Linked DNA regions of Homo sapiens: region 2 is linked to region 1. Evidence: chromatin loops called from intact Hi-C (ENCODE). Cell type or tissue: Caco-2. All regions are shown on one strand. Each heading gives the region's core, and the rest is flanking DNA. Links, peaks and the distances in the headings are about the cores only.

Region 1 (8,325 bases), core at 315-8,314:
CTCACTCTGTTGCCCAGGCTGGAGTGCAGTGGCACAATCACAGCTCACTGCAGCCTCAAACTCCCAGGCTCAAACAATCCTCCCGCCTCAGCCTCTCTAGTAGCTGAGACCACAGGTGCATGCCACTGCACCCAGCTAACTTTTTGCTTTTTTAGTAAAGACAAAGTCTCCCTATGCTGCCCAGATTCAAACTCCTGGGCTCAAGTGATCCTCCTGCCTTGGCCTCCCAACGTGCTGGGATTACAGGTGTGAGTCACCATGCCTGACCCAGAGTCTTAAATGATAAGGCAAAAAGTGGAGGAGGTATGAGAAGGATACTCAGGGTCTCGTGAAATCCACAGAATTGAACAAACAAGCTTTAGGAAGGGCTGAGATCGGACAAACTCTGGGGCCCAGAGCAGGAGTTTCTGGGCTTTCTCTCTAGGGAGCTGCCCTACTAGGAGCTCTGACAACACTCGGCTCTGGGTCTCTCATATCTAGTGTCAAATTCCTGCAAAGAAGAACCTAAGCTCAGGAGAAAGATCTGGGCTTGAAGGTCACTGACGTATGGTGGGTGAGAAGCTCTGCAGCAATTTTCAAAGGAACAGCCAGGAAGGCAGAAGGAGAGCTGGTAGAGGTGGTGTCAGGAAGCCCACAGGCCACAGATGAGTGGGTTTTTGAGAGGAGGAAGAAATGATCATAATGTCAAAACCTGAGAGATAAAACGAGCACTGAAGAGCATCTGCAGGCCGGGCACAGTAACTCACACCTGTAAGCCCAGCACTTTGGGAGGCCGAGGCGAGAAGATGGCTTAAGGCCAGGAGTTCAAGACTAGCCTGGGCAACATAGCGAGACTCCTCCATCCTTATAATATATATAAAATATAACATATATATATATATATATCTTTTTTTTCCAAAAATGGAAAAAAAGCATTTGCTGGGTTTGGTGACTTGTACCCTTGCCAAGGAAAATTTTGGCAGACAGATGGGGGCAATTACCTTGTTAAAAAAGGTTGGTCATGGCCCGGTGTGGTGGCTCACGCCTGTAATCCCAGCACTTTGGGAGGTTGAAGCGGGCAGATCACCTGAGGTCAGGAGTTCAAGACCCTGTCTCTACTAAAAATACAAAAATTAAGCGGTTGTGATGGTGCACACCTATAATCCCAGCTACTTGGGAGGCTGAGGCACGAGAATTGCTTGAACCCAGGAGGCCATGGTTGTAGTGAGCCGAGATCACGCCACTGCACTCCAGCCTAGGTGACAGAACAAGACTCTCTTTCAAAAAAAAAAAAAAAGTTTGGCCACGACAAGGAAGAATAGAGAGGGTGTTAGCAGGAGGAGGGTACTGGGCCCAAAGAGGCATTTAAAACTTGAACATGTTGAGTGATGCCCTTGACTGATGAGGAATGAGCAGAAGCCTCGTAGTGGTGGAGAAGGACCCTTTGGTGAAGCTTTCCCAGGTGATTTTCTGCTAAAGTTTTGGCTTTCTCAAAACACTCTCATAGTAAGCAGATGTTATTGCTCTTTTGCCCTCTAGAAAGCCAACAAGCAAAATGCCTTGAGCATCCCAAAAAACTGTTGCTGTGACTTCTGCTCTTGACCTGTCCACTTTTGCTGTGACTGGGCCACTTCCACCTCTTGGGAGCCATTGCTTTGTGCTTTGTCTTCAGGATCCTACTGGTAAAGCCACGTTCCATCTTCTGTTACAACTCTTCAGAGAAATGCTTCAGGATCTTGATCCTACTCGTTTTAAATTTCCATTGAAAGTTCTGCTCTTGGCTGCAGCTGATCTGGACGCAATGGTTTTCCATAGAGTGGAAACTTTGCTCAACTTTAATTTTTCAGTCAGAAAAGTGTAAGCTGAACCAATTGAGACGTCTTTGGTGTTGGCTGTTGTTTGTGCTGTTAATCGTTGGTCCTCTTCATGAGGGCACAAATAAGATTAATTATTTTACTCAAAAATTGATGTGGATGGTCTGCCACTGAGGGCTTTATCCTCAACATTGTCTCATCCCTTCTCTTTTTTTTTTTTTTTGAGATGGAGTCTCCTTCTGTCACCCAGGCTGGAGTACAGTGGCACAATCTCGGCTCACTGCAAACTCTGCCTCCCGAGTTCAAGCAATTCTCCTGCCTCAGCCTCCCGAGTAGCTAGGATTACAGGCACCCACTACCACGCCCGGCTAATTTTTTGTATTTTCAGGCACCCGAGTAGCTGAGACTACAGGCGCATGCCACCATGCCAGCTAATTTTTTGTATTTTAGTAGAGACGGGGTTTCACTGTGTTGCCCAGGCTGGTCTTGAACTCTTGAGCTCAGTCAATCCGCCCACCTCGGCCTCCCAAAGTGCTGGGATTACAGGCGTGAGCTGCCGCGCCCAGCTTAATTTTTGCTTTTTTAGTAGAGACAGGATTTCAGCATGTTGGCCAGGCTGGTCTCGAACTCCTTACCTCAAGTGATCCACCTGCCTCGGCCTCCCAAAGTGCTGGGATTACAGGCTGAGCCACCACGCCTGGCCTCATCCCTTCTTAAAACGAGTTTTCCATTTGCAAACTGCTGGTTTCTTGGGGGCATTGTCCCCATGAGCTTTTCATAAAAATATCAATGATGTCACCATAAATGTGATGATTATTCTTGCTTCAAATTTAGCAGAATCCTTGTTGCTCTGACAGGAGCTCTTTTCAAACTGATGTCTTATCCTTCTTAGTGCCTCAAACTAGATCTTGTCGAGACATGTGATAACAAGTTAGTACAAATTTATTTTGGTGCCAAAAAATTTTCAAATCCATGCATAGTTTTTTTCATAGTATGAATTTTCCATGAACCTTTTGAAGACCGCTTGTATAGAAAAAAACAGTATATATAGGGTTTGGTGCTATCCAAAGTTTCAGGCATTCACTGGGAGGTCTTGGAACTATCCCAGTGGATAAGGGAGGACTACTATGCTAAAAACTATCCCTTGTTTAACTGAAATTCAAATTAAACTGAGTGGCCTGCATTTTATCTGCCAACCCTACCCTGGGGGCACTTAAAAATACCAGAGGCCAGGCGGGGCGCGGTGGCTCACGCCTGTAACCCCAGCACTTTGGGAGGCCGAGGCGGGCAGATCACGAGGTCAGGAGATCGAGACCATCCTGGCCAACATGGTGAAACCCCGTCTCTACTAAAAATACAAAAATTAGCCGGGCGTGGTGGGGTGGGTGCCTGTAGTCCCAGCTACTCACGAGGCTGAGGCAGGAGAATCGCTTGAACCTGGGAGGCGGAGATTGCAGTGAGCCGAGATCGGGCCACTGCACTCCAGCCTGGCGACAGAGCAAGACTCCGTCTCAAAAAAAAAAAAAAAAAGAAGAATTGCTTATCCACGCCCTGTTTCTTTTCTCTTAGCGTTACTCAGTGGGGGAGTCCTCCCAAGTATGATGGAGAGTCCTTTCGAAACCCTGCTGGATTGTCAGGACAACCAACTGGGCTACTTTTCCACAGGTCGCCCCAATTCCTTTGGATTCTGATTTCTCTGAGGTCCCAGGATCCAGACAGGCTTGGCCAATCCTTCCCCGCCCAAACTGTAACTCTCAAAACCAACACCCCGGCATAGGGCTGGAGGGGAAAATGGGTGAGGTCAGAGACAAAGAAGAGGGAAGGGTCAGGCGGGGCTCCGGGTTCCCTGCCACAAGCCTCCGCTGGTGTTCTGCTTTTCTCCCGAGAGCTCCCGCCCACCCTGCAACCCTCGCCTGGCCCCGCTGCCGTTCTCAGCTCCCTCCCAGTGCCTGGTGGAGGCCGGGGCTGTGTCCCGAAGGGGGTCGGGGCAGCAGAACCTCAGCCACAGCCAATCACAGCGGGGTCCTTCGGGGAGGGGCGTGGCCTGACAACTTCGGCGACGCGGCTGGACCAATCCGGACGGAGGAGAGCGAAGCTCCTCTGCACTGGGCCCAGGTGCGCTCCTCAGCGTCTCCGGGTGGCGGGGCGCGCGGGATGGAGGAGTCTTGGGAGGCTGCGCCCGGAGGCCAAGCCGGGGCAGAGCTCCCAATGGAGCCCGTGGGAAGCCTGGTCCCCACGCTGGAGCAGCCGCAGGTGCCCGCGAAGGTGCGACAACCTGAAGGTCCCGAAAGCAGCCCAAGTCCGGCCGGGGCCGTGGAGAAGGCGGCGGGCGCAGGCCTGGAGCCCTCGAGCAAGAAAAAGCCGCCTTCGCCTCGCCCCGGGTCCCCGCGCGTGCCGCCGCTCAGCCTGGGCTACGGGGTCTGCCCCGAGCCGCCGTCACCGGGCCCTGCCTTGGTCAAGCTGCCCCGGAATGGCGAGGCGCCCGGGGCTGAGCCTGCGCCCAGCGCCTGGGCGCCCATGGAGCTGCAGGTAGATGTGCGCGTGAAGCCCGTGGGCGCGGCCGGTGGCAGCAGCACGCCATCGCCCAGGCCCTCCACGCGCTTCCTCAAGGTGCCGGTGCCCGAGTCCCCTGCCTTCTCCCGCCACGCGGACCCGGCGCACCAGCTCCTGCTGCGCGCACCATCCCAGGGCGGCACGTGGGGCCGCCGCTCGCCGCTGGCTGCAGCCCGGACGGAGAGCGGCTGCGACGCAGAGGGCCGGGCCAGCCCCGCGGAAGGAAGCGCCGGCTCCCCGGGCTCCCCCACGTGCTGCCGCTGCAAGGAGCTGGGGCTGGAGAAGGAGGATGCGGCGCTGTTGCCCCGCGCGGGGTTGGACGGCGACGAGAAGCTGCCCCGGGCCGTAACGCTTACGGGTGAGTGCTCACCTGCGCCGGCAGCCGACGCCGCCAGGTCGGGTGGACGTAGCCGAAACCCCCACACCCGCCCAGCCCTGGACCGCTGGGCAGCTGACCGACTAAGGGACCCAGTTGGCCATCCCGATCCCCAACCCGATCTGGCCTCTCGGGCTTACAATCAATAACATTCCTGTCTACGTAACTGTAATTCACATTGTTGCCGTGTCTCACGCCTGTAATCCCAGCACTTTGGGAAGCCGAGGCGGGCGGATCACCTGAGGTCAGGAGTTCGAGACCAGCCTGACCAATATGATGAAACCCCGTCTCTACTAAAAATACAAAAATTAGCCTGGCATGGTGGCATTCACCTGTAATCCCAGCTACTCAGGAGGCTGAGACAGGAGAGTCGCTTGAACCCGAGAAGCGGAGGTTGCAGTGGGCCGAGATCATGCCATTGTACTCCAGCCTGGGCAACAAGAGAGAAACTCCGTCTCAAAAAAAAAAGAGTAAAGCCACTCCCCTTCTCATCCTCCCCTACCCGCACTCCCGAACTTTCAAATTCCCTCTTAGCATGCGCAGCACCTTTGAGAAGTAGCAGTGGAAGGAACTCCAGATGAGGGGAAGTCATTCAGGATCAGGTGGCAGGGGTGGCAGCCCAGATCCCCCCATCCCTGCACTGCCAAGGACTTTCTGGAAGGTCCAGGCTGCTGCTTTCTTTCCACCACACTGAGGAACATTTAGCCCCAAACACTCATCCATTCAGTAGATAGTGAGTGGGACCACAGGGTAGATGTGCCAGTAGTATGTGCGGCTGGTTATTTTGTGGTGTGGGGGAGGGGGAGCTTGACACAGAAGAAAGAGCCCACAAAAGATACAGACTGTCCTGGATAAGGAGACTGGAGGGAGTAGTTGGTGAATTTGGGGCAAGAGATAGCCAATTTTTTTCTTTTTTTCTTTTTTCTTTCTTTTTTTTTTAAGAAATAAGTTTTGCGCTTGTCACCCAGGCTGGAGTGCAATGGCACAATCTCGGCTCACTGCAACCTTCGCCTCCTGGATTCAAGCGATTCTCCTGCCTCAGCCTCCTCCCGAGTAGCTGGGATTACAGGCGCCGGCCACCATGCCTGGCTAGTTTTTGTATTTTTGGTAGACAGGGGGTTTCATCATGTTGGCCAGGCTGGTCTGGAACTCCTGACCTCAGGTGATCCAGCCGCCTCAGCCTCCCAAAGTGCTGGGATTACAGGTGTGAACCACCGGGCCAGCCAGAAAGCCACATCTTGAAAGGTGAGTAGGAGTAGGGGGTGCTAGGGATCCCTGCTAGGTAGAGAGACTGGAAGGAGCAACGGCCAGGAGGGGTCAGAGCCCCGCCCAGCAGGCAAACTGGCAAAAGCTTGGCTGATTGAGAAGCAGGCCAAGCCCACTGACAGGCACCAAATTCCCAGGGCCTCTAGTTGAGAGGTTCTTAGACAGGGCTAGGGTTCAGGGGCTTGGATCACTCAGGAACTTTTGCAGAGTTTGATGTGAGCACATTTTCTGTGTGATGGAATATTAGTTTTCTATTGCTGTTGTAACAAATTACCACAAACTTAGTGTCTTTAAGTGACACAAATGTATTATCTTACAGTTCCGTTAAGTCAGAAGTCTATAATGCCGGCTCACTGGTCTAAAATCGAGTTTTCAGTGGGGCTGCATTCCTTTCTGGGGGTCTAGGGGAGACTCCCTTTTCTTGCCTTTGCTAGCTTCTGGGCTTTTCTTAGGTCAAGCCCTTCTCTATATTAAAATCCAGCGTTGTTGGTAGAGTCCTCCTGCTGCCACTTCTGATGCTCACCACCTGTCTTCCTCTTCCACATATAAGGCTCCTGAAGCTGGGCACGGTGGCTCACGCCTGTAATCCCAGCACTTTGGGAGGCCAAGGCGGGCGGATCACTTAGGGTCAGGAGTTCAAGACCAGCCTGACCAACATCGTCAAACCCCATCTCTACTAAAGATATGAAAATTAGCCAGGCATGGTGGCAGTCACCTGTAATCCCAGCTACTTGGGAGGCTAAGGCATGAGAATTGCTTGAACCCAGGAGGTGGAGGTTGCAGTGAGCTGAGATCATGCCACTGCACTCCAGCCTGGGCGATAGAAAGACTCAGTCTCAAAAAAAAAAAAAAAAAAGGGCCAGACGCGTTGGCTCACACCTGTAATCCCAGCACTTTGGGAGGCCGAGGTGGGCAGATCACAAGGTCAGGAGTTCAAGACCAACCTGGCCAACATGGTGAAACCCCGTCTCTACTAAAAATACAAAAAATTAGCCGGGCATGGTGGCACGCACCTGTAACCCCAGCTACTCAGGAGGTTGAGGCAGGAGAATTGCTTGAACCCGGGAGGCAGAGGTTGCAGTGAGCCGAGATCGCACCACTGCACTCCAACCTGGGCGACAAAGCAAGACTCTGTCTCCAAAAAAAAAAAAAAAAAAAAAAAGAATATCTGGCTTCTTTCTCCAGAATATAAAGTTGGAACTTAAACGTTGTGGTTTATGTTGGCATCCCAGGCTGAGGGGGTGGGTGCTGGGGTGAGGTGGGTGAGATGCTGGTGTGCTGTGTCTGTGGTTCTGAGTTGGGTTGGTTGGGATGGTCTCCACTAATCTGATTATCCTGTTTGCCCCCGTCCCAGGGCTACCCATGTACGTGAAGTCCCTGTACTGGGCCCTGGCGTTCATGGCTGTGCTCCTGGCAGTCTCTGGGGTTGTCATTGTGGTCCTGGCCTCAAGAGCAGGTATGGTGTCCCTGCAGTCCCCATCCCCTCTCCCTGCCGCTCCACTACTGGGGCTGTGTTTCCAGCCCTTAAAACACCTTAGAATTAGAAAGAGACACTGGGAGATGCAACACGAAGACATGGTGCTTGATGAGCAAAGTTAAGGAAAATGGGTGCCTTCCTCCCACTGGATACAGCTTGTGCCCTGATAAGCAATCAGATGCCAGCTGCCACCCCGGGGACTTTGTGCACTGCACAGACTATAAAAGCTCCCTGGGGCCCTGCCCACCTTGAGGTTTGCCAGTTCCATGCCCCTTCATTTGAGGCAGCAGCCAGGCTTTGTTTATTTAATGCAGCTTACCCTGCAGCTCACCAGCAGTCTCTGTGCTTGCAGGAGCCAGATGCCAGCAGTGCCCCCCAGGCTGGGTGTTGTCCGAGGAGCACTGTTACTACTTCTCTGCAGAAGCGCAGGCCTGGGAAGCCAGCCAGGCTTTCTGCTCAGCCTACCACGCTACCCTCCCCCTGCTAAGCCACACCCAGGTGAGAAGGGGGTGTCCAATCTAAGGGGGTACAGATCTTTCTAGACCACAGAATCCTAGCACTGGAAAGAAGCTTAATGATTGAGTCCAGCTCTTCATTATAGAAATCACCAAGGTGTAGAGGAGTAGCATGACCATAACTTCGTGCAGCCTCTAACTCCTGTGCTCAGGCAATCCTCCTGCCTCAGCCTTTTGGGTAGCTACAGGCATGTGCCACCATGCCCAGCTTTAAAAAAAATTTTTTTTTGGCCAGGCACAGTGGCTCACACCTGTAATCCCAGCACTCTGGGAGGCCAAGGCAGGCGGATCACAAGGTCAGGAGTTCTAGACCAGTCTGACCAACACAGTGAAACCCTGTCTCTA
Region 2 (8,325 bases), core at 147-8,146, 49 kb after region 1:
AGGCTGTAGTGAGCTACAATCACACCACTGCACTCTAGTCTGGGTGACAAAGTGAGACACCTCCATCTCAAAAATAAATAAAACTGCATTTCTGAACAATACACGTTTGTTTGGCCGGCTCCACCAATCTCAGCTGGGCTCCCCTACATCTGCAAGTTGGCTTGGGTGGCCTTCTCTAGCCCGGCCTTGGCTGGAGCAGCCCTGTTCCGTGTGTCCTTCATTGTCCTCCAGCTACTGGGATAGGCAGACATAGTCTTATGACAATGGCAAGAGAGCCAAAAGAAACACGCAGGCCTTTTGAGGCCTAGGTCAGAACTGACACACCATTCTTTCCCCAACAGGCCACTAGCTGGAGCCACAGAAACAGCCAAACTCAGTGGGCAGGGGTGGGGGAGTCCAGCCAGTCCTGAAGTAGATGAAGCTGCAGGCTCAGGTGGCAAAGGGCATGGATGCAGGGAGAGGCAAAGAACTGGACCAGAGATGATCTCAAACACACAATCCCTCCTGTGAATGTTTCACAATTTATGCCTAATAACTCGTAGAAAAATGACTAATGATGGCCGGGTGCGGTGGCTCACGCCTGTAATCCCAGCACTTTGGGAGGCTGAGGCAGGTGGATCACCTGAGGTCAGGAGTTGGAGACCAGCATGGCCAATGTGGCAAAACCCCATCTGTACTGAAAATACAAAAAATTAGCCATGTGTGGTGGTACATGCCTGTAATTCCAGCTACTCAGGAAGCTGAGGCATGAGAATTGCTTGAACCTGGGAGACAGTGGTTGTAGTAAGCTGAGATCATGCCACTGCATTCCAGCCTGGGCAACAGAGCGAGACTCTGTCTCAAACAAACAAACTAATGATGAATTTTTTTTTTTTTTTTTTTTTTTTTTTGGAGATGGAGTCTCCCTCAGCTGCCCGGGCTGGAGTGCAGTAGTGTAATCTTGGCTTACTGCAACCACCGTCTCCTGGGTTCAAGCGATTCTCCCATCTCAGCCTCCCGAGTAGCTGGGACTACAGGCACCCGCCATCATGCCTGGCTAATTTTTGTATTTTAGTAAAGATGGGTTTCGCCATGTTGGCCAGGCTGGTCTTGAACTCCTGACCTCAGCTGATCCACCTGCCTCGGCCTCCCAAAGGGCTAGGATTACAGGCATGAGCCACTGCGCCTGGCCAAATCATTCATTTCTTGAATATCTGTAGGAAGAGTCTAGAGGCTGGGTCTGTCAGTTCTGCACAGTGGCGTCTTTCTCACAGATGGCATTTCCCACTTCACAGGGTGTTAAGTTGTTCTTCGTCCCCTGTCAAGCTCCGGCCTCACCTCAAACCCGTAAGGTCCTTGCACACACAGTCCGGGTGAGGCTGTGAGGATCCAAGGACACCGAGTGAAGTGAGGGCAGCAGGACCCAGTGCCTGGCCATTCTAGCTGGGACTGGCCACCTGGCAGTGTCGTAGCCAACATCTGTGGTGACTCTGCCATGCCCCAGGTAGTGTGTGTGAACAGTTTACATATAGAGCGCATGGAATTTCCACAATGACCCAGTACATTAGTGGGTTAGTTTGGCTTTTAGTAACAAAAACCCAATTCCAAGCTGCCTACGCAAGAAAGAGAAATGATTAGAAGACTCAGGAGGGCCTTAGAGAGGCCAAGAGTAGGGATACAACTGGGCTTGGGACTGGCTGGAGCCGGGCTCCTCATGTCCTGCCTCGACCCCTCTTCCTGTGCCTGGGTCACTTGCTTCTGCGGTGGCCAGCTTTATCATGGCGGCACATGGCCACTAACAGCTGTCAACTTCCGTGACATCCTCAGTTCAAGAGAACAGCCAGTCCAAGCTAGAAACTAGTCCCAAGGAAGGACTGGGATTGTTTTAAACAGGCTCAGGCACCCGCCTCTGGACCACTAAGCTGTCACTGTTACCAGTGTGGAAACGTCCACATTGACTAAAACATTCGTGTGACTGCAGAGGTGTGAAGGGGGGGGTTCCCTAGACAGTGGGGGAAGGGCAGACGGAACAGCAGCAGTCTTCTTCCATGCTTGCGTTTTTATTTCCATTTAATAGATGAGACTCGAGGAAAAAAATGCGCAGGTAGAGTGTGCGGGTTAAGAGTACAGACCCGGCCAGGCACAATGGCTCATGCTTGTAATCCCACCACTTTGGGAGCCTGAGGTGGGCAGATCACTCGAGGTCAGGAGTTCGAGACCAGCCTGGCCAACATGGTGAAACCCTGTCTCTACTAAAAAATACACAAATTAGCCGGGTATGGTGGTGCATACCTGTAATCCCAGCTACTTGGGAGGCTGAGACAGGAGAATCACTTGAACATGGGAGGTGGAGGTTGCAATGAGCCAAGATTGTGCCATTGCACTCCAGCCTGGGTGACAGAGCAAGACCCTATCTCAAAAAAAAAAAAAATTACAGGCCCTATATAAGATCTGAATAGACACTTCACCAAAAAGATACACAAAAAGCAAATAAACACATGACTTTAAGTGGGTAAGCGGCGGGGCACCCTTACAATGGATTCTACTCAATGTGAAAAGGTGGGATGTGCTGATGCACACAGCACGGGTGAGTCTCAGCAGCATCGTGTTAAGGGAAGGAAGTCGGCATGAAAGTCTGTATGCCAATAACTCCATTTATATAAAGTTCTAGAGAAGATAAAGCTCATGCTAGAGAGATCAGTGGTTGCCGGGGCCAGAGGTTTGAGGAGAGGATTGGGAGAGGCCAGGAGAGAATTTGTGGGGAGATGGAACTATTCTATATCATGATTGCAGTGGTGGGATACATTTGTCAACTTACTGTATGCTTAAAATTGGTGATTTTTTTTTGAGACGGAGTCTCGCTCTGTCACCCAGGCTGGAGTGCAGTGGCACAATCTTGGCTCACTGCAACCTCTACCTTCAGGGTTCAAGCGATTCTCCTGCCTCACCCTCCCGAATAGCTGGGATTACAGGTGCCTGCCACCATGCCGGCTAATTTTTTGTGTTTTTGGTAGAGATGGGGCTTCACCATGTTGGCCAGGCTGGTCTCGAACTCCTGACCTCAAGTGATCCACTCCCCTCGGCCTCCCAAAGTGCTGGGATTACAGGCGTGAGCCACTGCGCCCAGCCGAAATTGGTGAATTTTATTGTGGGAAAATTAAATCTCAATAAAGTTTTTTTAAGAAAGGTAGCCATTATCATTTTTAGGCATCTCTTACAGGTTTTGCCTTTGAATAAACGCAATAAAAATAAAGTAGTAGGTCCTGGGGTTAATCTAAACTACATTCAACTCCCCCAGGCCCTATCATGATACCTTGAGTACCTTTTTGACTTTTTTAAGCCTCAGCAATCTCATCTGTAAGTCTGGAGATGGTAACTTCTAGCTTATAGATTTATTGTTGTGAAGGACGAAGAGATGATGTGGATAACTCCTCAGTGCTGGGGTTATCTAGTCTGACTTTGGTAAATGTATTATTATCGCTTCCCAAGGGCACACAGCTTCTAAGTGGCAGATTCAGGGCTCAAACCGAAGTCTGTTTTCAAACCCTAGCTCCTGGCCGCCCGCGCCGCACCGCCTCACTAGCGCCCTCTTGCGCTAGTTCTATGCTCCAAGCACACTTCGGATTCTTTGACTTCCCCTGTAAGAACACAGCGTGCTGATCAACAAACCAGAGCATCTGCTTCTATTTATAACTCTAAGTAGAAAATTGACATTCAGCTTTTATAAATACTTTTAAAAAACAGGAACAGGCTGCAAGTCTTTTGATTTGGAAACTCTTGAGTAGCAAGGAGAAGGCTCAGAAGGCCACAAGGAATCCATACTGCTTACAGAGGGAGGGAGGGCAGGCTTTGGCCCCAGCAACTCATCAAGATGACTGCCGTGTAAAGGGGCTTGGCTGTTGATGCTCCCAGCCAAGGAAGGAAGGTAGGTGGCCAGTGCCTCCAGCTGTAAGCAGAAGCCCGGGTGTCACTGGTTGGGAGTAAGAGAAGGAGAATGAGAACAAACCATGGTGATAAGTTGGTTCTGAATTATGACCAGGCAAAGGGTGGGAGAACTGTGGCCACATTTGAGCTCTGATAAGAGCAAAGCTGGAATCTTAAATATTTAGACGCGGAGCCCTAAAGGATGTACTTGACAAGCAATAAAAATCTTAGAAACACTTTAGTGATTCTCACGGCTTGCTTCTTATTCCAACTGCAAATTAACCTGGCAGTCTGAGAACATACTCTATTTTAACTTCCAAGCTCCTCACAGCAAACATCCTGTGTCTGGGACATCAGGAGCCTTTCAGCTCCTCCCAGCCTCAGGGCCAAGTACCACAGGCTCAGGGCTCCCCAGGGACAGGTGCTGGCTGGAATCGCCTGTGAGGTTAAAAAACGCACGTGATGCTGGGCGTGATGCTGGGCGCGGTGGCTCACACTGAAGTGCTCCCAGCACTTTGGGAGGCCGAGGCGGGGGATCACTTGAGGTCAGGAGTTCGAGACCAGCCTGGCCAACATGGTTGAAACCCTGTCTCTACTAAAAATACAAAAATTAGCCTGGTGTAGTTGCAGGCACCTGTAATCCCGGCTATTCAGGAGGCTGAGGCAGAAGAATAACTTGAACCCCGGAGGTGGAGGTTGCATTCTCGGCAGTGAGGCGAGAATGTGCCACTGCACTCCAGCCTGGGTGACAGAGCAAGACTCCATCTCAAAAAAAAAAAAAAAAAAAGGCCGGGCGCAGTGGTTCACGCCTGTAATCCCAGCACTTTGGGAGGCCAAGGCAGGCTGATCACCTGAGGTTGGGAGTTCGAGACCAGCCTGACCAACATGGAGAAACCCCGTCTCTACTAAAAAATACAAAATTAGCCGGGTGTGGTGGCACATGCCTGTAATGCCAGCTACTCGGGAGACTGAGGCAGGAGAATCGCTTGAACTCGGGAAGTGGAGGTTGTGGTGAGCCAAGATTGTGCCATTGTACTCCAGCCTGTGCAACAAGAAATTACATCTCCAAAAAAACAAACAAACAAACAAACAAAAAAAAAACCACACACCACAGGTACTCAGACTCCTCCCAGGTGCAGGATTCAATCTGAGTAAGCCAAGGTAGTGGTAGGAGTGATCCCGGGGCCTGGAAATCTGGAACATTTTTGTTTTACTTGGTGAGGATGGAGACTGAGTGAAAGTCTGGTCTGCTATTCGAGAAAGCTACCATTGTCCCAAGTTGGCAAGCCAAGAAACAGCAGTATAAACATTATTTAGAACTATGAAAACAAATACAAGGAGGAACCACAGAAAGCACCTAAAGTGGTTCTAACCAGTGGTGTCCGAAGTCAGAATAGTGATTATCTTGAGAAGCGGGGACTATTAGCTTGGAAGGACCATCAGGGAACTTTCTAGGGTGCTGGAAATGGTCCGTATCTTGATCTGGGTGGGAGTTGGGTGTTGGCCCTCCCTATCCATGGATTCTGCGTCGGTGAATTCAACCAACCTTGGGTTTAAAATATTTGGGAGAAAATCATTTAAAAAAATACAAATGATATACAAACAATGTAACAACTGTTTACGTAGCATTTACATTGTATCAGGTGTTATAAGCAATGTAGAGGTGACTTAAAGTATACAGAGATGATATGCATAGGTTATGTGCAAATGCCACACCATTTTGTATGAGAGACTTGTGCACCCTCAGATGTGGCGCTTGAACCCAGGAAGCAGAGGCGGAGGCTGCACTGAACCGAGATCACACCACTGCACTCAGACCTGAGGAACAGTTAGATTCCGTCTCAAAAAAAAATATTGGGGGGGGGGGGTCCTGCAATCAATCCCCCATAGATACCGAGGAATGACCATACATATATAAAAACCCATCAAGCTGTACTCTCAAGATTGTGTATTTCGCCTGCATATAATTTAAACTCTGTAAATGTCTCCCTCCAAAGAGGAATCAGTTTACAGCGAGACTAGGCTGTAGGCAGACTTTTTTTTTTCTTTTTCTTTTTTCAAAGACAGAGTCCCTCTCTGTTGACTGGGCTGGAGTGCAGTGGTGTGATCACAGCTCACTGCAGTCTCATCCTGGGCGCCAGTGATCCTCCCGCCTCAGCCTCCCAAGCAGCTGGGAGTACGGGCACAGGCCACTGTGCCTGGCTAGATTTTAAATATTTTGTAGAGACAGGATCTCCCTTTGTTGCCTGTGTTGGGCTTGAACTCCTGGGCTCAAGCAATCCTCCTGCCTTAGCCTCTCAAAGTGCTGGAATTACAAGCGTGAGGCACCGTGCCTGGTCAGGACTGACTTTTTTTTTTTTAAAACATACATTTACAAACTTAAAACCATCTCCACCTTTTTAAAAAACACCATATTCATGTCTCCTTTGATAAAAATAGAAATTAGATGTTTTAAAAGGTCCACAAGAGTCTGGTGTACAGCCTGGGTTGAGAAGTTCTGACTTCAGAAATGCTTCCTGCAACTGCTTTTTAAAAATAGCTTCTAACCCTTTCTTTCACCAAGGTAAATTCTCATGAGTTTCAACCTCTACTTTAGAGCATACCTTTGCTTTCTACAAGCAGAAGTTTGAAGAGAAGAGCTACACAGTAGGTTGGTCTGCATGGAATTCCTCTACTTCTTCTAGTCTCTTCCCACCAGGCACTGCCAGCTGCTATTGTTTGAAACTGACACTCAACATTACCACCAGCCCCAGCTTATGTAGTGGAGCTTTTGAGGCCGGGCTCTGACTCAGGCTGGCCTAGCGGATCGCAGGCCACAGAAGAGCAGCTCTGGATATTTGGTTTTTCAGTAGGTCAGGCATGGGATGGGGGTCCCCAAACAAGGTCTTTCCCAATTTTCCTGGTAATTCTGATGCTGGTTGGTGGTCCAGAAGCCACATTTTGAGCTACCCTGCCTAAAAGAGTCCATACTGCCAACAGGAAAAAAAAAAAAGTGTATATATTTTCAATCAGATTTACTGAGGCATAATGAAGAAAGTGTATCTATTTTAAGACTGCCTTTTGACAAATGTAGGCACCCATGTAACTACTGCCAATCAAAATATGGAAGATTTCCAACACGCTAGAAAGTTCCCTCTCTGCCATTAATCCTTGGTCCTCCCTGAGGTCCGGCCCCAGGCAAACCTGCTTTCTGTCCCTAGAAACCAGTTTTGCCTGTTCTAGGATTTCACATAGAGAATTGATTGTACAGTATGTGTACTCTTTTGTGTCTCATTCCTTTAGCTCAGCTTTTGATTTATTAGCTCAGCATGTTTTAAAGGTATTCATGTTGCTGCTTGTGTCAGTAATCCCTTCCTTTATAGAGATGTATCACAATTTAACCTTTTTTTTTTTTTTTTTCTGAGACAGGGTCTCACTCTGTCACCCAGGCTGGAGTGCAATGGTGCAATCTCGGCTCACTGCTGCAACCTCCCCCTCCCCGGTTCAAGTGATTCTTCTGCCTCAGCCTCCCAAGTAGCTGGGATTATAGGCACCTGCCACCATGCCTAGCTAATTTTTGTATTTTTAGTAGAGACAGGGTTTCACCATGTTGGCCAGGCTGGTTTCGAACTGCTGACCTCAAGTGATCTGCCTGCCTCGGCCTCCCAAAGTGCTGGGATTAGAGGGGTGAGCCACCACACCTGGCCTGTTTATCTGCTTTCTAATTGATGGATATTTCCGCTCTTATGAATACAGCTGCTATGAATGTTCAAATACAAGTGTTTGATTGGACATAAGTCTTCATTTCCCTTGGGTACGTAGGAGGATTGCTGGGTCATATGGTAAGGATATGCTTATTTGTAAGAAGCTGCCTGTTTTCCAAAATAGCTGTACCATGTTACAACACCACTAGCAAATGAGTTCTGGTTGCTCTACATCTTCATTCATACTTAGGTGCTGTCAGTCTTTTTACTTTTGATCATTCTAGTGGATGTGTAATGGGATCTCATAGTTTTAACTTTTTTTTTTTTGAGATGGAGTTTCGCTCTTGTTGCCCAGGCTGGAGTGCAATGGCTCAATCTCGGCTCACCACAACCTCTGCCTCCCAGATTCAAGTGATTCTCCTGCCTCAGCCTCCCAAGTACCTGGGATTACAGGCATGCACCACCACGCCTGGCTAATTTTGTATTTTTAGTAGAGATGGGGTTTCTCCATGTTGGTCAGGCCAGTCTCGAACTCCCGACCTCAGGTGATCTGCCTGCCTCAGCCTCCCAAAGTGCTGGGATTACAAGCATTAGCCATTGCGCCCGGCAGTTTTAACTTTCATTTCATAATGAGCAATGATGGTGATTCTCCTTTTATGTGCTCAACGGCCATCTGAATATTTTATTTTGTGATTCTGATTCAGAGTGTTTAGAGATCGTATTTTGAGGAACCCTGCCT

What was found. Hi-C counts contacts between places; a loop is a spot of excess contacts. Peaks named below come from ENCODE experiments on the same cell type or tissue, not always from the same donor. Only the 100,000 strongest peaks of a DNase experiment are listed, where the experiment ranks them.
Region 2: it touches region 1 in a loop (2.2-fold over the local background); 7 of 110 quality-filtered maps call a loop at or near these places.

Annotation. Positions count from the first base shown.
Region 1 is chr7:139,479,265-139,487,589 of GRCh38, reverse strand. KLRG2 (killer cell lectin like receptor G2) reads left to right here and starts at 3,917. Exons shown (of 5, transcript NM_198508.4): 1 at 3,917-4,704; 2 at 7,343-7,444; 3 at 7,818-7,963. The coding sequence starts at 3,948. RefSeq lists silencers at 3,748-3,807, 4,268-4,547 and enhancers at 4,678-4,757, 7,271-7,771, 7,772-8,272. In Caco-2, for the core only: no CTCF peak of the experiment used is centred there; a DNase peak (open chromatin) is centred at 3,839; H3K4me3 peaks cover 1,583 bases; H3K27me3 peaks cover 193 bases.
Region 2 is chr7:139,429,991-139,438,315 of GRCh38, reverse strand. It overlaps a transcript of KLRG2 not described here. Among named protein-coding and RNA genes, the nearest start is that of KLRG2, 50 kb to the left of the region's middle. In Caco-2, for the core only: a CTCF peak has its summit at 3,553 (motif pointing left); DNase peaks (open chromatin) are centred at 4,315 and 7,075.